Linked DNA regions of Homo sapiens: regions 2 and 3 are each linked to region 1. A link is a loop called in an ENCODE intact Hi-C map of the cell type or tissue named here. Cell type or tissue: ascending aorta. All regions are shown on one strand. Region 1 holds the start of ANTXRL (ANTXR like). Region 2 has its middle 59 kb from the start of ANTXRL. Region 3 holds the start of ZNF488 (zinc finger protein 488).

The links. Hi-C counts contacts between places; a loop is a spot of excess contacts. Peaks named below come from ENCODE experiments on the same cell type or tissue, not always from the same donor. Only the 100,000 strongest peaks of a DNase experiment are listed, where the experiment ranks them.
Region 2: a loop joins it to region 1, with 4 times the contacts of the local background. A loop is called at or near these places in 3 of 110 quality-filtered maps.
Region 3: it touches region 1 in a loop (34-fold over the local background); 18 of 110 quality-filtered maps call a loop at or near these places.

Annotation. Positions count from the first base shown.
Region 1 is chr10:46,280,846-46,288,845 of GRCh38, forward strand. ANTXRL (ANTXR like) reads left to right here and starts at 6,152. Exons shown (of 17, transcript NM_001278688.3): 1 at 6,152-6,665. The coding sequence starts at 6,418. LOC105378577 (a long non-coding RNA gene) reads left to right here and starts at 4,005. Exons shown (of 1, transcript NR_160731.1): 1 at 4,005-5,152. RefSeq lists silencers at 2,192-2,341, 3,706-4,195. In ascending aorta, no CTCF peak of the experiment used is centred here; DNase peaks (open chromatin) are centred at 1,775, 2,246 and 3,796; H3K4me3 peaks cover 3,192 bases; H3K27ac peaks cover 2,058 bases.
Region 2 is chr10:46,224,406-46,232,405 of GRCh38, forward strand. It overlaps the pseudogene ANTXRLP1 and the pseudogene AHCYP1. Among named protein-coding and RNA genes, the nearest start is that of ANTXRL, 59 kb to the right of the region's middle. RefSeq lists an enhancer at 3,976-4,630. In ascending aorta, CTCF peaks have their summits at 4,318 and 5,053 (motif pointing left); a DNase peak (open chromatin) is centred at 4,326.
Region 3 is chr10:47,376,812-47,384,811 of GRCh38, forward strand. ZNF488 (zinc finger protein 488) reads right to left here and starts at 7,482. Exons shown (of 2, transcript NM_153034.4): 1 at 7,409-7,482. RefSeq lists an enhancer at 7,389-7,888 and a silencer at 7,451-7,930. In ascending aorta, no CTCF peak of the experiment used is centred here; a DNase peak (open chromatin) is centred at 7,570; H3K4me3 peaks cover 919 bases; H3K27ac peaks cover 475 bases.

The DNA.
Region 1 (8,000 bases):
GCAGACAAATTTTGACTTTAAATGGCAAGTTAAGTACATTGTGGGGAGCACGAAACTGCACCAATCAGATCTCTGACTGTGGGGAGTAGGACTAGGGGAAGGGAGTGTTTTGGGAATCCACTCTCTACCACCACAATGGGCCACCACATTCACAGAAAGACCACATCCCTCACAGGCTTCTTTTAGCCAGAGGCCAGCAGGGATATGAAAACAGGCCCATGCCTAGGAAATCTCAGACTCCTCAGATGGCTCAAGGTCTCCCAAGCTGCTTGGATAAACTTTCCTGGAAGTGGTCTCCCTCTGAAATTATTCTATCCTTTTATTTTCAGAAAACTCCCCATATTGGTGATGGTCATTATTTTCCGTACCTAGCCACTCACCTTAATCAGTGTGTTCCCAGCTTCTTTGCTCACCGTCATTTCTTGAACTCCACTCTTCCAAATTGTTTCCTTCTTTCTGAAATACATTCTTATCCTTTCATCAAGGTTGTACAGGTTGTAAACTCACACTTTGCACATCTGACAATACCTTCATTTTGTGCTCACACTTGATTTATATTCCAGATAGATACAGAATTCTATTTTTGAGGCACCCAAGGACATATCACTGGTGGCTGTGGCAACTTTATCATTGGTTTCACCACCAGTCTTTCCTGGGTAATCTGTGTTTTGAGTTTGGTGACTTTCAAATTGTTTTCTTTGTCTCTGATGTTCTGCATTTCGGATTTGATGTCTCTCTCTATTCCTCAATGTTCTCTCTTCCATAAAAGAAAAGTTTTGCTTCAGGACTGTCAGAGGCAGTCAAACCAGAACGACTCCATTTTGAGTGAGGGCTAGGAAAATGAGGCGGGGACTTGCTGGGCTGCGTTCTCAGAAAGCTAGGCATTCCTCGCCTCTAGATGTTCACAGTTAAGGGAACAAATTAATAATGTTTACTAAACAGACCCAGACTTGGGAGTATCCAGATATCAAGATATCTGGAGAACAACGGCATTCCTAATTTTGCTTTAAAGATAATATTGATGCTTGCAAAATAGAGTAATTAAGAAAATGAATCCTTTATCACAAACCCTTTTGCAGAGCACATCTCCCCATCTACACAAGCGTTGTACCTAGGATGGGGGCTTTACTCCTCTTACTTTCGGGAACGTCCCACTCTGTCTATGGAGTAGCTGCACTTTGACCACTTGACTTTCTTAATAAACTTGCTTTTGCTTTGCACTGCAGACTCGCCCTGAATTCTTTCTTGCGTAAGATTCAAGAACCCTCTCTTGGTGTTTAGATGGGGACCCCTTTCCTGTAACAGGACCATCTCTAAGGTTTGATATATGTTCTGAACCCAACTTCCCCCTCATCAGACTTATGTTTGTCCTTGAGGATCTCATCTTTGCAACAGACCCTCCAAAGCCTTGGAGAGAAACTCAGCGCTTCCTCACGGTATCTCCGCGCACCCACTCACCCCTACCACGTCAGAACACCCACTGAGTGACGGAATTAATCAATGAGGGAGCAGGGACTCGGGGTGGTTTTCCTTTCAGTACTTGAAGAATTCTCCCTTCTCCAAAGGAAGCTACTTTGCACCCTACGCTCAAGCAATGTGACCCATGCACACTTGCCTGCAACAGCACCAAGAACTGCAATTACCTGAGACTCTATCCCATCTACCCTCACTCCACCACTGCAGGGGAAAGCCCAGGTCCTCCGAGTCCCAGCGCAGTCTCCACCCACCCCACAGTCATTCCGTCCAGACCACGGCCCTTCTGCCCTGGCCCCCTGCCACCCTCCAGGGGCAGTTAAGTCCCTGGACACCTCTATGTTCTAAGGGTCGCGGAGCCCCCCTTCCTGGCAAAGTGCTGCGCGGTCACAGCTGGGGCGAGGGGAGCGGAGGTGTCGGGGCGCTCCTGGAGGATCTGGGCTACTTGGGCCCTGGGGAGGTGCCGCTAGCGGGGCCGCCAGGTCGCGCGGGGAGGGAGAGCCGGGAGGCCACGGAGGTCCTCCGCGAAGAGGGAGCCACAGGCACGGGGCGCATCGCCGCGGCCCCCCTGGCGCAGGAGTGAGAGGTCGGGGAGCCTAGAGCCAGAGGGCCGCAGCGAGAGCTGGAGCCGCCTTCAAGGGATGCCCTCGCCCTCCCGCAGGCGCCGGCGCCCGGCCCAGCCCGAGCCATCAGAGGGCTGTCCGCCGAGCTGAGCCCGGGGAGGGCTGGGCTGCCCAGCTGATCAGAGGCTTTCTCCCGGATTGCGAGTTCTCTGGCCCGCGGCACCCTCCCGCGCGGGGGCCGCCCACCCACAAGCCCTGCCCCGAAGGCGTGTGCGGCCAGGAAGGCGGGGCCTGGTGTCCTCAGGGCTCTGGCGCCAAGTTCAGAGCCGCGCGCTGGGCGCTTGGCGGTGGCGGCCGCGTCTGCACCTCCTCCCTGCGCGCCGCCTGACAGTCTGGAGAGACAACTTAGCTTGAGCCCATTTTACAGATGGAAACCCGAGGCTCAGAGAGGTTGAGTGCTTTGCTCAGGGTTACTGAGAGGAGTGAGGTTTCTGCATCTGCCTCTTCGGAGGCATTGGCTGAAATTCATCTCTGATGTCAGGCACCCCCTCTGAGGAATCTGCTCGGAAAAGGCATCGGGAGCTGCAGCACGTGGTTTGCATCCTCTCCATGCAACAAAGGACCTAGACTTCCAGGAGTCACAGGGTAGTCTGCAGGGCAGGGTAGAGATGTTCCACAGAAGCTGGTCAAAAGCTGGAATATCATTAAAGATCACAATATACCACAACATCAGGTTCCATTATTTCTGAGGAGGCAAAGCAACTACATATTTTAGAAATTTACTGTTAATTTCTTATTTCCAGTCAGTCTCACCCAAATGTTTCAAGTGCAAAGCCCTGGCCTCCCACTGTCTTCCCACAACCCAGGTCTGTATCCTGTCCCTTGCCTCCCCTGCACCTGGCATTGCACAGAAGGTGTGGGTGGCAATGTCCCCTAAAAGCTTCTGCAAGGCTTAGCTTCCTGCTGTGCTGTCTGTGCCTCTATGAGTAAACGCAAAATGTCAAGAAAAGGATTCAATTGTCTTGTATCTAAAACCAGGTATTTTTTTCAGGTGACCCTGAAAATTCAGAGATTTATAATTTGATCATCTATGTACTTTTTCCCAGGAAAGGCACTGAACGGGTTACATGTGCAGATCTTTGTATATACTCTGTTGGAGAAAGGATCTGGGCTGAAGACGCCAGCACCTAGCACAAGCCCTGGATGAGAATAATGGGGCACTACAAGATGAACAGAGAGAGGGCTGGGGCGGGGAGGGGTGGATGCAAACGATTATGGCCAAGAAGTCACCTTAGGGGAAAAACATAAGAAGAATTCTTGCTTGCAAGAGAGAAGGAAGCCTATAGGGAGAGTGAGGGGAGAGGCCGAAAGAGAGAGAAGGAAAAAGGATAAAAGAGAAATAGCCAACAAGGCGGACACAAGAAAAAGGGAGAGATGAGAGAAACAGGAGAGGACAAGGAGACAAGAAGCAGAGAGGCAAGAGACAGGGACAGCAATGGGACTCGGAAAGGACATGGGAGAGAGCTGGAGGAAGCTGACAGAGGGAAGGGAAGAACCCCCCGCCGTCAAAGGCAGGACTCAAGAACGCTGCCTTTCGTGCAAGTGAGATGGGCTCCGCTGCCCGCGCCCGCTTGTTCTCGGTCTTGGCCGACCTGAGGGTGCGTCTCTCCCGGGCTCTCCAGAGGCGCGCAGGGGGGGAAGTGCAGACGCGGCCGCCACCGCCCAGCCCAGGGCGCGGCTCTGAACTTGGCGCCAGCGCCCAGAGGCCACCAGGCCCCGCCTTCCTGGCTGCACCCGCCTTCGGGGCGGGGCTTGCGGTTGGGCGGCTCCGGCGGGTAGGGCGTCGCGGGCCAGAGAAACGGCAACCTGGGAGAAACCCCCCTATTGATCCGTTGGGCGGCCCGGCCCTCCCCCGGCTCAGCTCCCCGGAGCCACCCCCAGCTGGCTCGGACCGGGACTGGCGCCTGCGACTATGCCTGCGGGAGGGCGAGGGCGTCCTTTGGAGGCGGTTCCCTCTCACGCCGCCGCCCTCTGGCTCCTGGGCCTGCCGGGTCTCGGCGATGGGCGAGGGCTGTGCCCGGTGCCTGCGGCTCCCTCCGCGCCGTGGACCCCCGCGGCCTCCCGGCCTTCCTTACCCCGGCGGCCTGGCGGCCCCGCGAGCTTCACCTCCCCAGCATCCGAATCGCGCAGCTCCTCCCGCGAGCGCCCGCCGCCTTCGCTCCCCAGGCCCCAGCTGAGACCGCCAGGAAGGCGGGCTCCTCGACCCCAGATCATAAGAGGTGTCTGGGAACTAAGGGTGGGAGGGGGCCAGGGTAGAAAATGTCAGTTCAAGTACGTTAAAATTAAGAACTTAGGCTTTGTTTAAAAAACAATAAATGAAGTGAAAAAAACAAGCCACAGAGTAAAAGAAGATACTTGCAGCAAGTGATAAAGGATTAGTATCCAGGATATATAAAGACTGTTATTGAGTCAATGTGAAAGAGAAAAACACCTGAAGCAAAGAATGGATGCCGGCATTAAATAGGCACTTCAAAGAGGAACCATGAACGACCAAAATCAAGTGAGTAGGTGACCAGTTCCCATTAGTAATTAGGAAATAGCAAATTAAGACCACAAAGAGGGCAGTGAGGGTGGCTCACACACCTCTAATCTCAGCGCTTGGGAGTCCAGGGCCAGAGGATCCCTTGAGGCCAGGAGGTGGAGTCTAGCCTGGGAAACATAGCAAGACCCTGTCTCTACAAAAAAATAAATAAATAAAATAAGAAAAAAGTAAACCACAAGGAGATGACTTACCACCAGGCAAAAATATTAAAGTATGCTAATACCAAGTATCAAGAAGAATGAAGCAAGATAGCTCAAATATGCTTTTGAAGGAAATATACTGGGCTTCATTCATTCTGAAATACCCCTTATTTAAGATACTCTATTATATTAAATACAGTTCCAAAACAAAAGAAATCAAAGAACAAAAAACTAACCCAATACTTTTATCACTTGTAATTTGTATATTACACATATTGAAAGATATATTTTAGACTTATTAGAGAACGATTTTTAATTGGATATCACTCTTGTGCATACAAAATAAAATAAAATTGATTAAGGTGTTTCTAACAGTTACAGTCTGACTTTTCTGAGTCCTGTTTGAGTCTCACTCATTGGTGCCTACGTCTTTCCACACACTGTAACCTCTCTGCTATTCAAAGCGTTGGTCATACAGCAGTTTTGACACTGGGATGTGAACCTGTCCACATTCTTTCCCTAGAGAGGGGGCCTGTGTTCCTGCCCATTGACTCTTGGCAGCTGTGACTGCTTGGACCAATAGAGCACAGTGGAAGTGACACTGTGTGACTTCCAAGGTGATGTCATAAAAAGCTCTACAGTTTCTGCCGTGCTCACTGAAAATACTCACTCTTGGACCTCTGGGCCACCTGTAAAAGCCCAAGCACCCTGAAGCTGCCATGCTGGGAGGAAGCCCAGGTCACACGGGGAGGCTACATGCAGGGTCTCCATTCACAGTCCCAGCTGAGCCCAGGTTTTGGGCCCTCCTGCCTAGGAGCCACACTTGTGAGTGGAGCAGCCTCCAGATAATTCCAGTGCCCAATCCTTCAAGTTATGGGGCCCCAGACATGAGGAGCCCTCCTAACTCCGCCCTGAGTGCCTGATCCTCAGAACCTGTGAGCATAATAAAATGGGCCTGTTCTGTGTCCCTAAATGTAGGTGGTCTGTTACACAGCAGTAGAGAACCGGAATGTCCCTCATTCACAAAGACTCTGGCAACACTGCAGTTTCCATCTCCTTCCCGAACTGCCATCTCCTGGGGGACTTCAGTGTCACACAAATAACCTCCCATTGCCAACACTCTGGCCTCCCAGTCCTTGACCTCCTCACCCACAGCAATGTCCTCACCTAACTCACCTGGGCTAACTCTTCCAATGAACAAACAGCAGGGTCTAGTGGTTTTAAGGGACACTGTGAGGGCTGTTATAAGGGAAATGGAGGCTTCCTCTTGTAGCCCCTCCAAAGGTCCTGTGCCTCCCCCTGATGTTGTCAACATGCAGGACATTGGGAAGAGCTGCAGGTCACAAAGTCACCATGTCAACCTTCCTGTCAACCATAACAGAGAATTCTGTCCCCAGGGTGGGGGAAGGGCCAGGCAGGTAGCTGGAAGCAAGTCTCCCAGAGCCAGCTGCTGACCCTAGTCCCTGCGATCTGGGGAGGTACCTGGTGGAGGGCCATAGTGTGCACTGGTGAAAGGGCAGGAGGAGGGGTGTGGCCCCGGGCATAAGGGGAGGCGGCAAAGAAGGGGCCTGTGCTCAGCCTCTCTGGGCCCTGGCACAGGCACCCAAGAGTGAGGTGGGGTCACAGGGACAGCCAGATAATGGGGAGCCATGAGTCCCTGGGGCCCTACTTCCTGGTCTTCCTGCTGCTGCTGCTGCTTCCTCCACCGCTTTTTAGAGCAGGAAGCCTTCGGTACCATGGACCTGACTGGAGAATATTTCACCGCCTGGCCCTGGGCTCCAGGAGAGCCCACCACCACCATGGCCCAGGATGGAGGCAGCACTGGCGCCAGGGGCAAGCAGGTCACAGATGCCAGGGCTCATTTGACCTCTACTTCATCTTGGACAAGTGAGTGTCCCTTCTAGCTCTGGCCCTGGGTCACCCTCAGGAGCCACTGTCTCTTTTTCACTAGGGACAGGACACCACTCAAGGAGATGCAAGCTTCCGTCACAGAAGCAGGGCCAAACTTTGGTCAGACCAGACCTAGGCCTCCTGTTTTTCTGAGGCAGAAAGAATGCCCTGGCTTTCTTTTCCCTGGTGCTTCATCTCCTGGATGAGGAAAAAAGCCACCAAAGGGGTTCTGGACGATTCCCTACCCCTCCATCAGCTGGGTCAGCATCCTCATCCTCACGCTGCTGCAACAGATGATTGCTCGGACCTGCCTCTCAGCAGTTCTCAGATGCTCACTGCGGATGTTTGGGGTTTCTGTGTTGTTTTGCTTGTTTGTTTTTTCACGCAAATGACTTCTATTTTACTGGGCCCCACAGAGATTGCTTTGTTGCCTGTGTTGGGCATTCTAATGTCACTGCTTAGAGAAGGCCTTTGGTTGGCTGCTTCTAAGTGCCTCTTCTGCAACTTGGAGAGCCACGCGATAGTTCCTACACTTTCAGAACAGTTTGGTCTGTTTCAGGCTGGCCCTGGGGAAGCTGGGCTACGTATTAGGCACCTTCTGGCTCACCAGGAAAGAAAAGAGGCAAATGTTCAGCTTTGGAGAGATTGCCTTGGTTCCCTTTCCTGCTCCTCCTGCTGGGTGGTAATACTCTGTGCTTATTCAGTAGCAGCAGTGGTGCAATCTTCAGGAGAATGTTGCAGCACTTTCTGGCCTCCAAAGCCCTTCCCCTGCACTCCTGGCACCTCACCACAATCCTGGGCTGTGAGTAGTACAGGTATTTTTCTATCTGGTTCCTGGACAAGGGTGGCTCCTGGAGGTTGGGGAAGCATCCAGAGACAGCTAGTGTGACAAGACTCCGGCTTCCTGTGCTGCACACTTTCCAGCATCGCAGGTTGAAATTCCTCTGATTTTTCTCATTCCTCCTGGATACTAATGGTTAGGGGACGTGTACCCCAGCCCACCAATTCCCATGGTTTCTGACTGTTCTGCTACTCTTGGGGAAGGAGCAACTCAGTTCTGGAGACAGGCAGAGTCCACTCACTAGCCACATAGTCTTGGGCAAGTTGCTTCATCATTCTGTGCCTTCGTGTCCCCCATCTGTAAAAAGGGTATCTTCATTTTCACCTTGCCAAGTGTGATGAGGATGAAGGGAGAATTTGCAGGTCAGAGGCGATGACAGAGGATGGGGATGAAGGGACCTGCCAGGCAAGGCAGAGCCACAGGCTAGAAACTCACAGGAACTGCAGAGGCCCTGATGTAATCCCAGACAGACTGGATGAGGGGGAATGCAG
Region 2 (8,000 bases), 56 kb before region 1:
CACTACCGCTACTGAGAGCCAGGCCTGCATTTCACCTTCCAGCTGCTGTTCTTGCCCAGGCCCTGCCTCTCCTTCTTAAGAGCGAATGGCACCAACTTTGTGATTGGTTTGTCAGCATCCCCCATGGACTCCCCAGGGCCGTTCACTCAGTTTTTGGCTTCTGCTGCACCCCTCATACTATTCCAAGTGAGTCAGGGGAACTGAGAGTCCCCTCCTCAAGCCTGGTCATGGTGGAAGTATGAGGGAGACAGCCACAGGGAACTGTGAGCTCAATGGTCTTGGAACTGCTCACTAAGTCAGTCCTTCCTTAACCTGGATGTCAGCAGTGGAGTCGCAAAGCCCACGTACTTTACCATCTAGGCCTTCACCTGGCCTGTGGACTTATACCCTGTGCTTGGTTTATGGTTCAGTCATTCCTCAGCCCGTGACAGATGAGAAGGAACTGTATTGAAGGGCAAGGAGGAACTGTTTCAATTTTCCTGAGAGCTTGGCTTAATGCTGGACCTTCTCTTAAACCTCGTAACAATGAGATTGGTACTTTCAGTCCCTGTTTCACAGGGATTAGAATACACTCTTAAGGGACAACTGAGAAAGAACAGAGAAGTGACAGCCAGAGGTTGAGAGGGGCCAGAAAAGCATAAAAGCAGGCACAGATCAGCCACCACTTTGTAACAAGAGGGTTCCTATCACAACCTTGGGTCAAAAAGAGAATAATTTGGCTTATAATGTTTATAATGTTAAAAGAAAGCAGGAAGGTAGGTAAATAAAAATCTCAATGCCATTAAAAAAAGAAGGAAAGAAAAAAGAAACAGAGAGGGAGAACACAAAACGGAATGAATGTTTCAATAGATATCTGACCAGGTATGCAAATTACCCAGCCCAGCACAGGCAGAAGCACTAGGCAGTGCTTGAGACATGGAGTTCCCTTCTGCCCCTCTGTCTCCCTCTACATGCTGGGCCTACTCAGGGAATCCTGGTGAGAGATGGAGTTCCCTTCTGCCCCTGTCTCTCTCTACATGCTGAGCCTACTCAGGGAATTCTGGTGTTTACAGAAGGGGTCAGAGGAACTGCATGAAGACCACAGCTTTGTGTAGACACACAAGCTTCAACACAGGCATGTAGATGTGTGGTTGTATATGTGTGCATGCGAGGAGTTTTGCAGTCATGCCTGGTGGGAGTCTGGGGGAGGCTCCTGGCTTCAAAGAGCCCAAGCCATTAGCCCAGGCTTGGAGACTTGAGCTGAGTGATTGGAGGGAGGGGCTGAGCAGCAAGCTCAGGAATAGCCCAGGCCGGCCAGGAGGACAGTTTACCTAACCGTCAGTGGTGAGGGAGCCTCGCCCCAGCCCAGAGCTGGGTCCACTGGCCAGCCAGGTGGAGGGGTTCCTTCAGGCTCTAGTGATGACCTGGCAGGAAGCTGGGGACATGCTCTAGGCTGTTAGCCTCTGTGAGAGGCAGGTGGATACTTCCCCCATATCCCCACTCCTGGTTGCAGATTCTGCACTTGCGGACAGGAACCGAGTGCCCAGTACACTTCTGCAGACAGCTGCTCTGCATTGACTCCTGCTTCCTCCACTTAAAAGTTGTGGGATGTTAAGCAAGTTGCTATAAATTCTCAGACCTGTACTTTCCTAATCTATCAAATGTGAAGAAAGCAAGCCAAGGTCACAAAATATTAGTGAGTCTACAACAATTCACCCGCGGTGATCAGCAGCACATACCCAAGGAGGATAAAAGAAAGTTGATAAAACTCCCCGGTGTTCTGATGTGACGTCCCCACCTCCTAGGACCAAGGGTCTAGCACAGAGTAGAAGCTTAGGATGTATCAAGGCCCCATTGAGCTCTGGGAGTTCTGGCTCTGCCCACTTTAATGATAAATGATCAGAGTGCTGCACTAAGGCAGCTTCACCATTAAGCAGCCATCTGGGAGGGCCTGGTGGTTCAGCTCCCAACTGCGGAAGGGGGCAACCTGGGGAAGTGCACAGGGCTCTGGACTAGAGCCAGAAGACTCAGCTGCTAAAGCCCAGCCCAGCCCTCCTACACTTTCCTACACTTCAACCCACCTGATGCCTCCTCTCTTGGAGGCTCGAGCCCCTGGTGGTGGGTGTGGGGTGGGGGATCTAAGGGCTCACCTTGTCACTAGGCAGTCCCTGTCCCAATCACCTCCATGCCTTTTTGCTGGGGCTTGTGGGTTGACAGTTGAAGTTTCAGGACCCCAGGAAAAGTGCCTTAAATAACACATTCCTGCAAACGGATAGCCATTTATTTTCCCATTGATTGGAGATGGTTGCGGTAGCACATCCTATGTGGGTCTGGTTCCTGCCGTTATTCTCTCCCTCACCATGGTGTTCCCCAGAGGACTCCCTAACAAAAGAAACCTCCTACGTGTACATTTTCCTCTCCAGTCTGTTTCTAAGCCCCTGTGAGGAGTTCAGCTAATACAGGTGTGCAGACTGGGTGTGCACATCTGCCTCCAAAAGTCCCACCAGGGTCTTGCCATGAAGGGAGCCTTCCCTGGTAGGTTAGGAAAACCAGTAGGAGAGCTAAAGCTCCAGGGTCCTTGCCCTCAGTGATTGGTGCCCTAGCGGGGACTGGGCACTGTCCACAAATCTATCCCCAACTCCTTCTTGGATGCACAGCTACTAAATTGTAGCCTCCCCTGCAGCTCAGCGGGCTGTGTCTGAGCTCATGGCAGTGGCAGGTGCACATGCCTGTCACCCAGCCTAGCCCTGCTCCTTCTGTCTGGCTGATAAGAAGCTGATCTCAAAAGAATGCTCTTGCCTGGCAGAGCTTCCCCTGCATATTGAGGTCCCTGAATGACCAACGGAGGCCTGCAGTGCCCCTGGGGGCCTGGACCCTCTCTGTGCCATCCCAGGGGTGAGCAGTGCCCTGGCTTCTTGTGAGCTTCCATGTGGGGCTACTCGTTACCTCACCTGCTCTGGCTCATTCCAGCTCTACAGGGGTGCTTAACGTGACATCCATTGGACTCTCAGAAATGTGTGTTCTTATAGTTCTGGTCTAAAATAAGGAATAAAAATTGCCCACCGTGTTCCCTTTTGTACACTTTGGTTTTGGGCAGCTCTGATGTGAGACTTGTTTTCTGAAATTATGCTGCCCCTCCCCCGAGGAGGGGGCAATGGAACAGTGGCAGCCAAGGAGTAGAAGTAGTTAGTTGGCACCTCTCAGGCATCAAAAGAGTGAGTAAATACTAACACTTCAAACAGATCCTCTAGGAGAGCACGCTGAAATTCACCAGAGACATGATGGGAATCAGACAGCAGAGGAGAGGGAAGCCTGCCGAGCTGGGACCCCCATGGAGCGGAAAGGGGCTCCCTAACACAGGGAAGAGGTGAGCAAGTGAGAGAACCCTGAAATTTCACAACTCCACCATGGACCTTCACAATCCTAGTCACAGGGAGCCCTCTCATTGCCCCCGGGCCTCCAGATGAACACAGGGAGCCTGCTGGAGACTGTGCAGAGGCACTGCTCAAGCCTACATGGATCCCACAGGCTTTTCATCCCTGATCTGCCTGGTGCAGCTGCTGCTGCCTGCCATGGAGGGGAACTGGGCACTTTCGTGTGCCCCAAAGACAGATACTGCAGCTGTGGTAAGGAGGAGTGGGTAGACAAGGCTTCCCTCTGCTGCTCCTCTCTGCCAAACGGGACTTGCCTGCTTTGGTGACAGGCTGCCAGTGCCACCGCCCACCCCTGACTGAGCATGACAGCCACAGCTCACTGTTCCCCTGAGAACCCAACCCCCAGAGGCTGCCCATTAGCCCGTTCCACCACAGGCTTGCCTCTGCTGCCCCAGGCCAGGAAGGGAGCAGGAAGGTCAGGCACCTTCCTGAGCTCCTAACAGCAAAATCCAGCTTTGGGAGAGAAGTGCAAGTGGACCATGAGCCCAACAACTATCATTGCTCATTGCCCCAGCTGAAGATTCCTGCCCTCCTGGGTGAACGGTGCACAGCACAGCCACCCTGCTATGCCTGAACATTGCAGCTGTGGCCTGGAGCCCTTCGGAAAGCCCAGCCCCCACAGTCCTGTGATCTGTTCTCAGGCTCCAGGGGATCAGCCCACCCCTCCCTATCACAGCCAGCACCTGAACTCTGGGCTGACTAGATCCTGGTCCAGCCACATCAGGACTCCTACATGCCATCTAGTGGGTCACTGAGAGGTGTGGGAGTTGGGGAATTACCTAGCCCAGTCCAACATCGCTGGCACCTGACTACCCTCTGGACCTGAGTTTGGGCCCACCCAAGCAGCCAACACTAGCCATGACTCCCACCCACATGGCTGACAGGCAGAGCCATTCTCCCTCTCTCCATGGGGTGGCGGCATTACCACATTGGAGAACAGGCGAGCCATACAACTGCCTGCATTGGGCTGAGTGAAGAATTTCCACCCTGAAGCCACTCCTGCGGAGAGGCACAGGACAGGCATTTTCCACGTCTCTCAGCCACACTGTGGCCTGCAGATAGACCACAGTGTGCATCTGAACTGAGACACCAGCCCCAGAACAGGGGTGTGATAGGGAAGCAGATTGCATTCCTGCCTATCTAGACGTGGAGCCAGTGCAGCCCCCTCATCCCACCACAGAGACCTCTGTGCATGTCATCAGGAGCTCCCCCAGCCACCCCTATCATGGCTGGTGCCTACGCTTATCATTTGGGGTATTTGTGGGAAAGCCAGGGTTCCAGCTCTGCCCAGCTGCAACCTCTCTTCCACCCTCCCAACCTACTCTTAGCAGGAAGCTCAGGGAACCTGGCATTCTGCTGTCCAGTCCATCAGCTGAAACAATAGAGAGCACCTCAGTGAGCAAAGGTCAGATATACACCCATGCGCTTATGCCACAGCCAGTAGTTAGTGAGAATCTCTCAGGCATCAAAATAGTGAGTAAATACTAACACTTCAAATAGATCCTTTAAGAGAGCATGCTGAAATTCACCAGAGACATGACAGGAATCACAGACAGCAGAGGAGAGTAAAGCCTGCACAGCTGGGACCCCCATGGAGCGAAAAGAGGTTCCCTAACACAGAAGTGCCCCCTACTGGCCTGCAGGTTGAACTGCACAGCCCAATAAAAAACAGAAGTGCACAGGGCTGCAGGAGAAAGGCCATAACCCCTACAGTGACACCCTCAAGGCGGGGGGAGGGAGAGATAACAGAGAAAATATCCCACATAAATGAAAATAAATTTGAACATAAGAAGTGTCAGCTCCTCCAGATGAGAAGGAACCAGTGTAAAAATTCTAGCACCATGAAAGATCTGAATGTTGTGACAACATCAAATAATCACACTAGCTCTCCAGCAATGAGCCCCAACGAAAATGAAAACCCCAAAATTACAGATAAAGAATTAAATGTATGGATTGCAGGGAAGGTAAATGAGAGCCAAGAGAAAGTTGAAAACTAACACAAAGAAACCATGAAAGCAAACCAGGAAATGAAGGAAGAGATAAATACCTTTAAAACAACAACAGAACTTCCGGAAATAAAAAATACACTTAAAGAATTTCAAAATACAGTTAAAAGCTTTAATGATCCAAGCAGAAGAAAAAATTTTCAGATCTTGAAGACTGGTATTTTGTTAACATAGTCAGACAAAAATATAGAAAAATGAATTTTAAAAAAGAACAAATAAAGATGGGATTTTCACCAAACCTATAACTTATAGACATTCCTGAGAGAAAATAAGAAAAAGTAAGCAAAGCTGGAAAACATATCTGGGGGAATAATTCAGGAAAATTTCCTTAATCTTTCTAGAGAGGTAGACTTCAAAATATAAGAAACTCAGAATACACCTATAATTTACAGAATGGGAGAACATATTTGCAAATTATGCTTCCAACAAAGGACTAATATCCAGAATATATAAGGAAGTCAAACAACTAAACAGAAAAAACCAAAGAACTTCATTTAAAACTGAGCAAAGGATATGAACACTCATTTCTCAAAAGAAGAAATATAAGCAGCAAACACATGAAAAAATTCTCAACATCACCAATTATTAGAAAAAGGCAAATTAACACCACACTGAAATATCATCTTATACCAGTCAGAATGGCTATTTTTAAAAAGTTAAAAAACAACAGATGTTGGTGTGGATGTAGAGAAAATGAAACATTCATACACTGATGGTGGGAATGTAAATTAATTAAATATCTATGGAAATCAGCTTGGAGATTTTTCAAAGAACTAAAAATAGAACTACCATGTTACTCAGTAATCCAACTACTGGGTATCTATCCAAAGGAAAAGAAATCATTATATAAAAAAAGACATCTGTACTCGTACATTTAACTCAGCACTATTCACAATAGCAAAGTCATGGAACCAATCTAAGTATCCATCATTGGTTGGCCAGATAAATAAAATGTGGTATATATACACTATGGAATATTATGCAGCCATAAAAAAGGAAATTATGTTCTTTGCAGCAACATGGTGGAGGTGGAGGCCATTATCCGAAGCGAACTAACTCAGAAACAAAAAATCAAATACTGCATGTTCTCGCTTATAAGTGGGAACTAAACAATATGTATACATCGACATAAGGATGGAAATAAGGTGGGAAATAAGAGGGTGGGAGGGGGATGAGGGCTGAAAGACTGCCTATTGGAAACAATTTTCAGTATCTGGGTGATGGCTACGCTAGAAGCCCAATCTCCACCAGTACACAATATATCCTTGAAACAAACATGCACATGTGCCCCCTGAATCTAAAATTTAAAAAGGCAGCCCACCTGCAACTCAGTCCACCTGCATGACCAAGGGTTGTGCCCCCTTTTCTCCCTTCACTAGGGTGAGGAGCTTCTGACTGATGCCAAACCAGGGAGATCAACTCAGCTGGAGTGGAGGAGGCAGGGCTGGAGTGGCCCACAGAAGGGTGGCTGGCAAAGTTCCCTCTGCCTGCTCCTACTGTCACTGTTCAACACAGAAAGCCTGGGAGGGTCCCTGTGGGTGGCCAGGGTGGAGGGGTTCTCCCCTCTGATGTCCTCTAAGCTCGCCTTCTTAATCTATGACTTCCTCCCTTGAGGGATGAGGAAGGATGACAGGCCCTAACTTGAGTTCACATTGGCTAAACTCCAAAGGCTCTCAATCCCCATTAACAAACGTATGTTGATTTCACCAGGATCACATACAACTCTTCATGAAATTGCACATGCATTTCTCCTTATGGGGTCTCAGAGCCACAGAGATGGAAAGCAGCATCTTCATGTTTACACATGGGTTAACACAGGAGCACAGGCCAGCTGCAGAGAAGTGGGCTTGAACCTCCCAGGGCAGAAACATAGTTGTCATTAATTAGAGACAACCCAATCTGAGGAAGAGATAAAATCTCTCTACACTTTTAGGTTATTTTAATTCCCTTTCTTTTTCCTATCTATCTATATATCTTTTTATTTATTTATTTATTTATTTATTTATTTATTTTGAGATAGGTTCTCACTCTGTTGCCCAGTCTGGCGTGCAGAGGCTAGCTGCAACCTCCACCTACTGGGCTCAATCAATCCTCCCACCTCAGCCTCCTGAGTAGCTGGGACCAGAGGCAGGCCATCATGCCTGGCTAATTTTCATATTTTGGGTAGAGACGGGGTTTTGCTATGTTGTCCAAGTTGGTCTTGAACTCCTGGACTCAAGCAATCTGCCTGCCTTGGCCTCCCAAAGGCCTCCCATAAGCCACCATGCCTGACTTCCCTTTCTGCCTAATGAAAGCTTCCCCACACTTTTCCTGGTGTCATAAGTATAATGAACATTTTGTCCCTGAGTCTTGAGAGACACACAGTTCCAGGCACCTTGTAAAGTTGCGTTGGCTGCTCTGGCACATTTGTATGTGGCTGTAGGCATTAGGCAGCTGGGCCAGGCAGTCTAGAGCCAGAGGGTGCACTGTCTGGCTGTCCATCCATTTCCACACCTGCACAGACATGTGACCCACCTCTCTGGACCCTGCCTATGGGGCCGCACACAGGCCATGCACCTGCTGGCCAGGCACCAGGCACCCT
Region 3 (8,000 bases), 1.1 Mb after region 1:
GATGTCCTCCAGTGGAAATTATAACCCAGTGCTATTTCCCTCCAGAGCTTGCAGCTCTACCCTTGTGTGCAGACTTGAGGTGACCCTCAAGAAGCAGCCCAGAAAGCAAAACAACTGGGCTGCATCTGCGAGCTGCTCACACCAAAACACCGTCAGGGCTGCCATGCTGACTCGGGTTGCAGAGACCACCTTCAGCAGCCTGCCTGGCCATAGTCAGTGTTGCCGCTATCACCTACTGGACTGTTGGTCCCTGGGGAGAGACAGCCTGTGTTTGATCTATCTCTGCAACCCCCGCAGGGCATCTCAGGAAGAGTGGGGTGGACTGCAGGGTCCCCCTTTGCCCCAGGTTTTTAAACCAGCTGACAGGAAAGGAGGAATACGCGATCTCTACGACAAGAGCAGTCAGATGGCTTGGTTCTGTTTTATGCTACTCAGCATCCTTCCTAACCAAACCCAGTTTCAGTTTGAGAAGCTGCTTATGTGTGCCTGGTACTGGAACTCTCTGAATAGCTCAATCCCGGTCTTTTTTGAGCTTATTTCTCCAGTTCTTCCTCTGACACTGTGATCTACCTGCCACCATAACCTTCTAATTAATTCCTTCTTCACAAAGTTGGCCAGAGTCCATCGCTGTGGTTTGCATCCAAAGAATCCTGATTGCTATGGATGTGACAACTCACCTCAGCTCAGAGCACTATACCTCCAGGACTCTCTCACAGAACAATAACAATCAAACACAGACACTCACACACACACACAGCTGCCACCCAGAGATGCCGGCAATAACAATCTCACACACACACACACACACACACACACACACACACACATGGCTGCCACCCAGAGGAGCCAGCAATAACAATCACACACACACACACACACACACACACACACACACACACACACACACGGCTGCCACCCGGAGGCGCCGGCTCAGCCCTGCCCCTGCACCTGTCAGCATCTAGCAGCAGCTGCCACATTCACAGAGCACACAGGGCTTCTGCCTGCCAGCTCTGACTTAATTCGACTGTGTTTGCACCCTGGTTGAGGGCAGTTTTCCTTCCTTGCTGGTTGCCATACTCATTTTTTCTCCTGACCCTCAGGAGTGCCAGGCCACTTCAGGCACCTGGGGACAGGGGATCTGTAGGCATAGGTGCACAGAAGGACAAAAGTTGGAGCAATGCACATGCAGGCTTGGCAGGATGGGTCTGGCTGTGCCTGGCCCCCACCCCCACACTAAGGGGCTGCCACCCCACCACCTGGCCCTGCCCCTAGAGAGAGCATGTGTAACCTCATCTCCACTCGCCAGAAGTGCTCACTCTTGGTTCTCCCCACACATGGATCCACTCGCTTCTCTGCTCCCCTGGCAGAGCTTCGCGAACTGCCTGCCTGTGCCAAACTGGACCTCCATGGATGGACCAGCTTTCAGCCTCACCCTGGAAGTGCCCACGGTGTGGAAGGGAAGACATGCACTGACCACATGTAAAGGTGGCACCCATGGGGAGGTGGTATCAGCCCTGCTGGGATGCCTTCATCCCTACCCGCTCTCACCAGCCCCACCCTCAAGTTCTGGAAACTAGAACTCAAGCTCTTCAAGTGCCCCCTCCACTGGTGAGAGGTACTGGCAGAACCAGACTCCACTCAGCATTCCAGAATTCTCATCCTTAGAAAATATTTATCCCAGGGCTCAGGGAGAATCTAGGAGTGGATGAGAGCCTCCATGGCTTGCTATGCATAAATATAGCCTGGGCCAAATCAGCTTCTTCCTCTCCCTGCTTCCCGCCCAGCCATGAAAGGATGTACCTGCGTCCAGCCACTTCCTGCAGGAGCTCTCAAGGAGATGAGACAGAGAGCCCAACCCTCTCATGGAGTGAAAGCATGGGATAAATCAGAGAGAAAGCAAGAAAAGTGAACATAAAACCTCACGTTCCCTTTTGTCACAAGCTTTTGACTAGCTCCTGTGGAACATCGCCACCCCGCCTTGCCCTGCAGACCACCCCGTGTGACTTCATGAAGAGGACGCAAACCACGTGGTGCAGCAGGCTCCACACCACTCCTGATGCCCTTTTTGAGTGGATTCCTCAGAGGGGGTGCCTGACGTCAGAGGTGAATGTCGGCCAGTGTCTCCCAAAGAGGCAGAGGCAGAAACATCACTCCTCTCTGTGTTCCCGAGCAAAGCACTCAACCTCTCTGAGCCTCAGGTTTCCATCTGTAAAATGCGCTCTGGCTAAGCTGTCTCTCCAGGCCATCCCAGACCTACTCATGTATGACTAATTGGAAGAAACCAGTTCTCCTTTACAGCAGGATGGAACATTTGCTATCAGGATGCTTCAGGGTATCAGAATAGAAGTTACCATTTATCGGCTACGTAAGTATCTACATGACAAACAATAGTATTAACAAATGAAATAAGGCACCTTGTTCATTTCATTTTCATAAAAACCATATGAGGGAAGCTATGTGTCTCAATTCAGATGCACTTATCTCCAATCTGCCAAATGCCATCCCGATAAACTCAGGGCAGCATCTCAGCTTTCAGAGACCACTGTGGATCCTGACACCGCCAACTGCTGAATTAAATATCCCACCCAGCTTCACACTCCATCAATGTTAACATCCAGATCTTAATAAGAAGGAGCAGGAGGATGGAGAAAATGAGGAGATGAAACTAGGAACTAGCTGGGGACCTTTCATCCCACCTGGGACCCTGGAGGGTCACCGCTGTCGCATGCATCAGCACTGCATGGAGTAAGGTCAGTAAGGCCAGGGCACAGCACGTCCTCCAGAACCCCAACAGAACAAGGGCCAGACCGAAGACCTGCAAGGTGGAAAATGACGTGAGGCTGGCATGACTTGTCCCCAGGGAGCCCCCGCCAGCTCCTCATGCACGTCTCTCCTTTGCCCACAGACTCACAGCCTTCTTCTTAGTCTAGGATCTTTCCCAGGGCCAACATCAGATTTGAGTCTCTTCCACCTCCGGGCTTCATTTCCAACACCTCTCAGACAGCACCTCAGATGGGGGTATCTCATTCCAGGTCATGCTATACCCTGGCCAGGGCATTCTCTTGGTCAGAGCCCTGAGCACACACACTGCAGCCCACGCTACGTGGCTCCTGCTTTCCTCCGGGAACCTGCCTGCGCCCTTTGCACCTGCAGATCCTCCTCTGTCCAGACCGCTGTGGGCACAGTGGAGCTGTGCCTTCCTCCCCTTCACAGACACCAGCTGCCCTAGACGGCGATGGATCTATGAAGCCCTTGTTCTCCTTGCTCCGAACATGATATGAAAAGATGCTTTGTGGTCGTCAGCTCTCCTCAGTAGGTTCAGTTCACACCCGGGCTCTCACCCCCTGACACTCTTTACTGGCCCTCGTCACTCTGTCATTGTGAGTGTCCTGGGAAGGGCTCCTCTTGTTCTCCTTGGCTCTTGTCCCTCTGACCTCAGCAAGACATCTTTCTGAGCCACACAGATGTCTCTCATTGCCACCCCATGTCTTTCCTACTTGAAAAAAACAGATTTAATTCCAGGACTCACCCACCACTTTCAGAGCCCTCAGATCACGTGAATCACAGAAATCAAGTGATGATCTTTGAAACTTTCTGAAACTGAGCTCCCCAAGTCTACAGGGGATCTAACCATGCCTGGCCTTCCCCACCAACACAGAGCACATCTCCCAAAGGCTTCCAACCAACCTGGGCCATCAACCAGGGTCCCCTGTTGCCCAACTCAGCAAGTGCTGCATCCTGGGAGATGAAGCCTCGCCCACCCCACAGTGTTAAGAGCTTGTGGTTCTCGGTTTATCACCCATCCTCTGGTGACTGCACACTGATCATTCACTCATCTGGGAACCACTGGCCACATTCTCCCACATTATCACCTTGACCAGGTTGTCTCAGGTAACCTTCGAGCCTTCCATCCAAATAGATGTTAAGTGCACGGGCTCCACGGTTGGAGGCCAGCTCTGCTGTATCCAACCTGTGACCTTGGGCAAGGCGTGGGTCCCCTCCAGGCCTGTTTTCTGATCTATAAAGAGGGTCACCTTGGTGTTTTCTTCACTGGGTTGTGGGAAAGATTAGAAGGATTAATATAGAGAAAGTGCTAAGGAACCTGGCTCAGTAAACATTAGGGGTATCACTTCTTATCGCACTGAGTGCAAAGGGACAGAGTCCACTCCATGGCAGCCTTCCCATTACTCCTGAGCTCTCAGGGACCAGTGCATAACAGTGTTTAATAAATGACCAAACAGCCTGGGCATTTTTCTCCTTCCTGCTCCACCTACAGAAGAAAGAACTCTTGGCAAACATCTGGATAACCTCTTTTTCCTGGGATGTCTGAAGTCACTCCCTAACCCAAGCCAACTGGCCAGCCTCAAGCTGTTCTGAGCTGCAGGTCAGGCACCAGATCTTATTCAGAGACACCATGTACCCCCACCCGCTCCCCCCAAGCAGTGCTTTGCTGCATCTGCTTTTCTCTTCAGTTAAAACACACAAGAGCAGAAAATACCTCCTGTCTTCTAATCCTTTGGTATCCCTAGTCTCTGCAGAAGCTTCCCAGACCCTTTTGGAAGATTCCAGAGGACAATCATCTACGGGCCTTTTCTGCATTTGGATTGTGAGGTCCTGGGGTTTCCTAAGAAAGGGAATACACCTGTTTCCAGGAATCCTCCTGGCTCTGGCACACTGAGGAAATTAAACACTGAAGGTGATCCAGGCTTTCCCAGAGGCTGGCTGGTGGCACTGGGGAGATGAGCAATTCCTGGTCAGCCCCTACAGGCTCTGTGGCCAGCTACGCCTGGACCCCTCTAGCAGCAATGCCTGCTGCATTCGAGGAAAGCCAAGTGCAGGAGACTGCGAACACAGCCAGTACCCATGGAAGCAGGGAGAGTGGCCCTAGTGCAACATAACTTGGCCACGTCGACCCTCATAGGGGTGGATGTGATCTCATCATCCACTCAGATGTCTGAGACTGTGCAGAAGCAGGGCCAGTGAAAGCAGAGGGCAGATCCAATGCTTCAATGGGGCCCTGCTGTGCAGATTGAGAGTCTGCCATGAATATGACTGAGGATGGCCAGGACATAGAACAGGGAGCAGTGTTCTGCCAAACAATGCCAATAGGCAGTGGCTGGTGCTGTGTGGAGTGATATTTTAGACGTTATATTTGCCAGGGCTGCAGCAACATGGAAGTCACATAAAGGGACTGAATTAGCCCTGGTCACTCAGGCGCCAGGGCACTACTTGTGTTCCAAATCAACCCTGCCACTACCTGCCTGAGCTCAGACAAACACTCTGGGCCTCCATCTCTTCATAAGTAAAACAAGAATGGTGATCTTCACTTCAGGCACTCACGGACAGGACTCAACAGGGCTCTGTGCATGCCAGATAGCAAGAGCACAAGGAACAGCAGCTCTTTTCCTGATACAACTAGAGAATAAAGGTGGAGCCTGAGACAGTGGTCCCAATTCCACTGGCAGCCTTCAGGCAAAAAGTCCATGATTTTACCTCAGCTATTCCTTCCGACCTTCCCAGGTTCCAACAATAGCATCATCTAAGGATAAAAAGACAATGATGTTCTTATAGAGGCACAGACCACTAATGAGGAAAAATAAGTTTAAAAATATTTAAGTTTGTCTTTTTTTTTAAATAATTGGTGTGATTATATGTTTCAAACAAAAGTTGCCACCTCTTGGATGTCTGAAAAGAAATCTGCCAAGCAAAGCAGACACGATGATTCTAAATCATTTGCAAAGTCTTTTATCCCTCCCCCCAGAATCCGCATATGTTGGGGATCAGGGATTAGATATAAAGGCAATTTAACTTTTTAAACCAGAAAAAAGCCTCACAAATCACAGTTCCATGCACATACCTATGAATTTGTCCAAAATATCTAGCATATGCAAATTCTTTCACTGAACACACTGCAATGCACCTTCATCATACTTAATTTCTGTTTAATTCTGTGTGATTTATCTACGGCCAAATTTCCATTTCTGTATCAATCAAAAGTAAATTAGTTGAATTTTCATTAAAGGTCATAATAAACTACAATATCATGTTAACTTATTTCCAAGAAGTGAAAGCTTCAACCTTTATTGGTAATTAAGATCTTTACAAACAAACAAGGGCTCTTTTATAACTTAGTGCATATATATTATGTATTTGTGTGTGTTTGAACATATAAATATGTATGTGTCATAAAATATCATTAAAAACTAAATCACATATCTCTGATAAGATTACATTGTAACCAAGAAACAAAAAATTGCCTCGATATAGTTCTATTTTATCCCTCAAAAAGAATGAGACTTGATTTTCTAGAGTTCGTCCCTTATGCATCTACGACAATCTTTGATACTAACAGGAAATATTTTCCCCTTGGCCCTCCTATCTAATGTACATAAAATCATTACTTTCAAATGCCATAATTACTGCCATAAAATGTCTAATGTCTCCCTCAGGAGTAATTAATTTCATTTCTGTACATCAGTGGCATTGGCAACTACATATTTTAGAAATTTACTGTTAATTTCTTATTTCCAGGCTCCCTCAAATGTTTCAAAGCCCTGGCCTCCCACTGTCTTCCTACAACCCTGCTCTGAATCCTGTCCCCTCCCTCCCCTGCACCTGGCATTGCATAGCCTGCCCAGAAGGCAGGTGTGGGTGGGAACGCCCCCTAAATGCTTCTGCAAGGCTTAGCTTCCTGCTGTGCTGTCTGTGTCTATTAGTAAAGGCAAAATGTCAAGGAAAGGATTCAATCAACCCCTTGTCTCTAAAACCAGGTATGTTCTTTTAGCTCATTCTAAAAACTCATTATAATGTGATCATTTGGTATTGTTTTGTTTCCCAGGAAAGGCAGTGAACAGGATACATGTCCAGATCTTTGGATATAATCTGTTGGAGAAAGGATCTGGGGCTGATGCATGGTTCTTACCCTACTGCCCAGCGCAAGCCCGGGCTGAGAATAACAGCAACACAGGATAAACCCCGGGAGAGACAGTGGGAGGGAGGAAAACAACTGCAGCCTGAAAGTCACCCTAGGAGAAAAATTCATAGGCAGAATTCTTGAGTGCTGAAAAAACAGGGGGGAGAGGGAGAAGGTAGGGGAGAAGAATAAACAAAGAGAGGAAAAGAGAGAGGGAGAGAGACTGACACAGAAGAAAATGAAAACAGGAAGACAATAAAGAAGAGATAGAGGAGAAAAAGTGAGAGAAGAGAAAGGGAACAGAAACGGGGATGGGACTCGGAGACGACGTGGGAGAGAGAGGAAGCTGGCGACATTGGGAAGGAAAGGACCCCACAGTCAAAGGCAGGACTCAACAACCCTGTCCTGGGGAAAGGCTGATGTGGAAGTGAGATGGACCCCGCCGCCCGCGCCCGCTCGCGGCTCTGTCCCTGCAGACAGGAGGGTGCGCCTCACCTGGGCTCTCTGGAGATGTGGAGCAAGAGGTGCTGGTGCAGCACAGCCTCCTCCCGGCCAAGAGCACTGCGCGTGGCTCTGAACTTGGCGCCGGAGCCCTGAGGGCGGCCAGATCCCGCCCCCAAGCCGCTCCCGCCTTCGGGGCGTGGTCTCGGCGTCGCCCACCCCCAGGGAAGCTCCAGCCTTCGGGGCGGGGCTTGCGGGTGGGCGGCCCCGGCAGGGGAGGGTGCCGCTGGCCAAAGAACTCACAACCCCGGGAGAAAACCCCCTTCTGACCCTCTGGGCTGCCCGGCCCTTCCCCGGCTCAGCTCCGCGGAGATGCCCCCAGCTGGCTTGGTCAGGGCCGGGCGCCATCGCCTGCGGGAGGGCGAGGGCGTTCTTTGGAGGCGGTGCCTGCTCTCGCCTACGCCCTCTGGTCCTGGGCGCCCGACCTCTCGCTCCTGGGCCCGCGGGGCCTCGGCGATGCGGGCGAGGGCTGCGCGCGGTGCCTGCGGCTCCAGTCTGCGCCGAGGACCCCCACGGCCTCCTGGCCCTCCTTCCCCCAGCAGCCTGGCGGCCGCTCGATCGGCACCTCCCCCCGCCGGAATCGCCC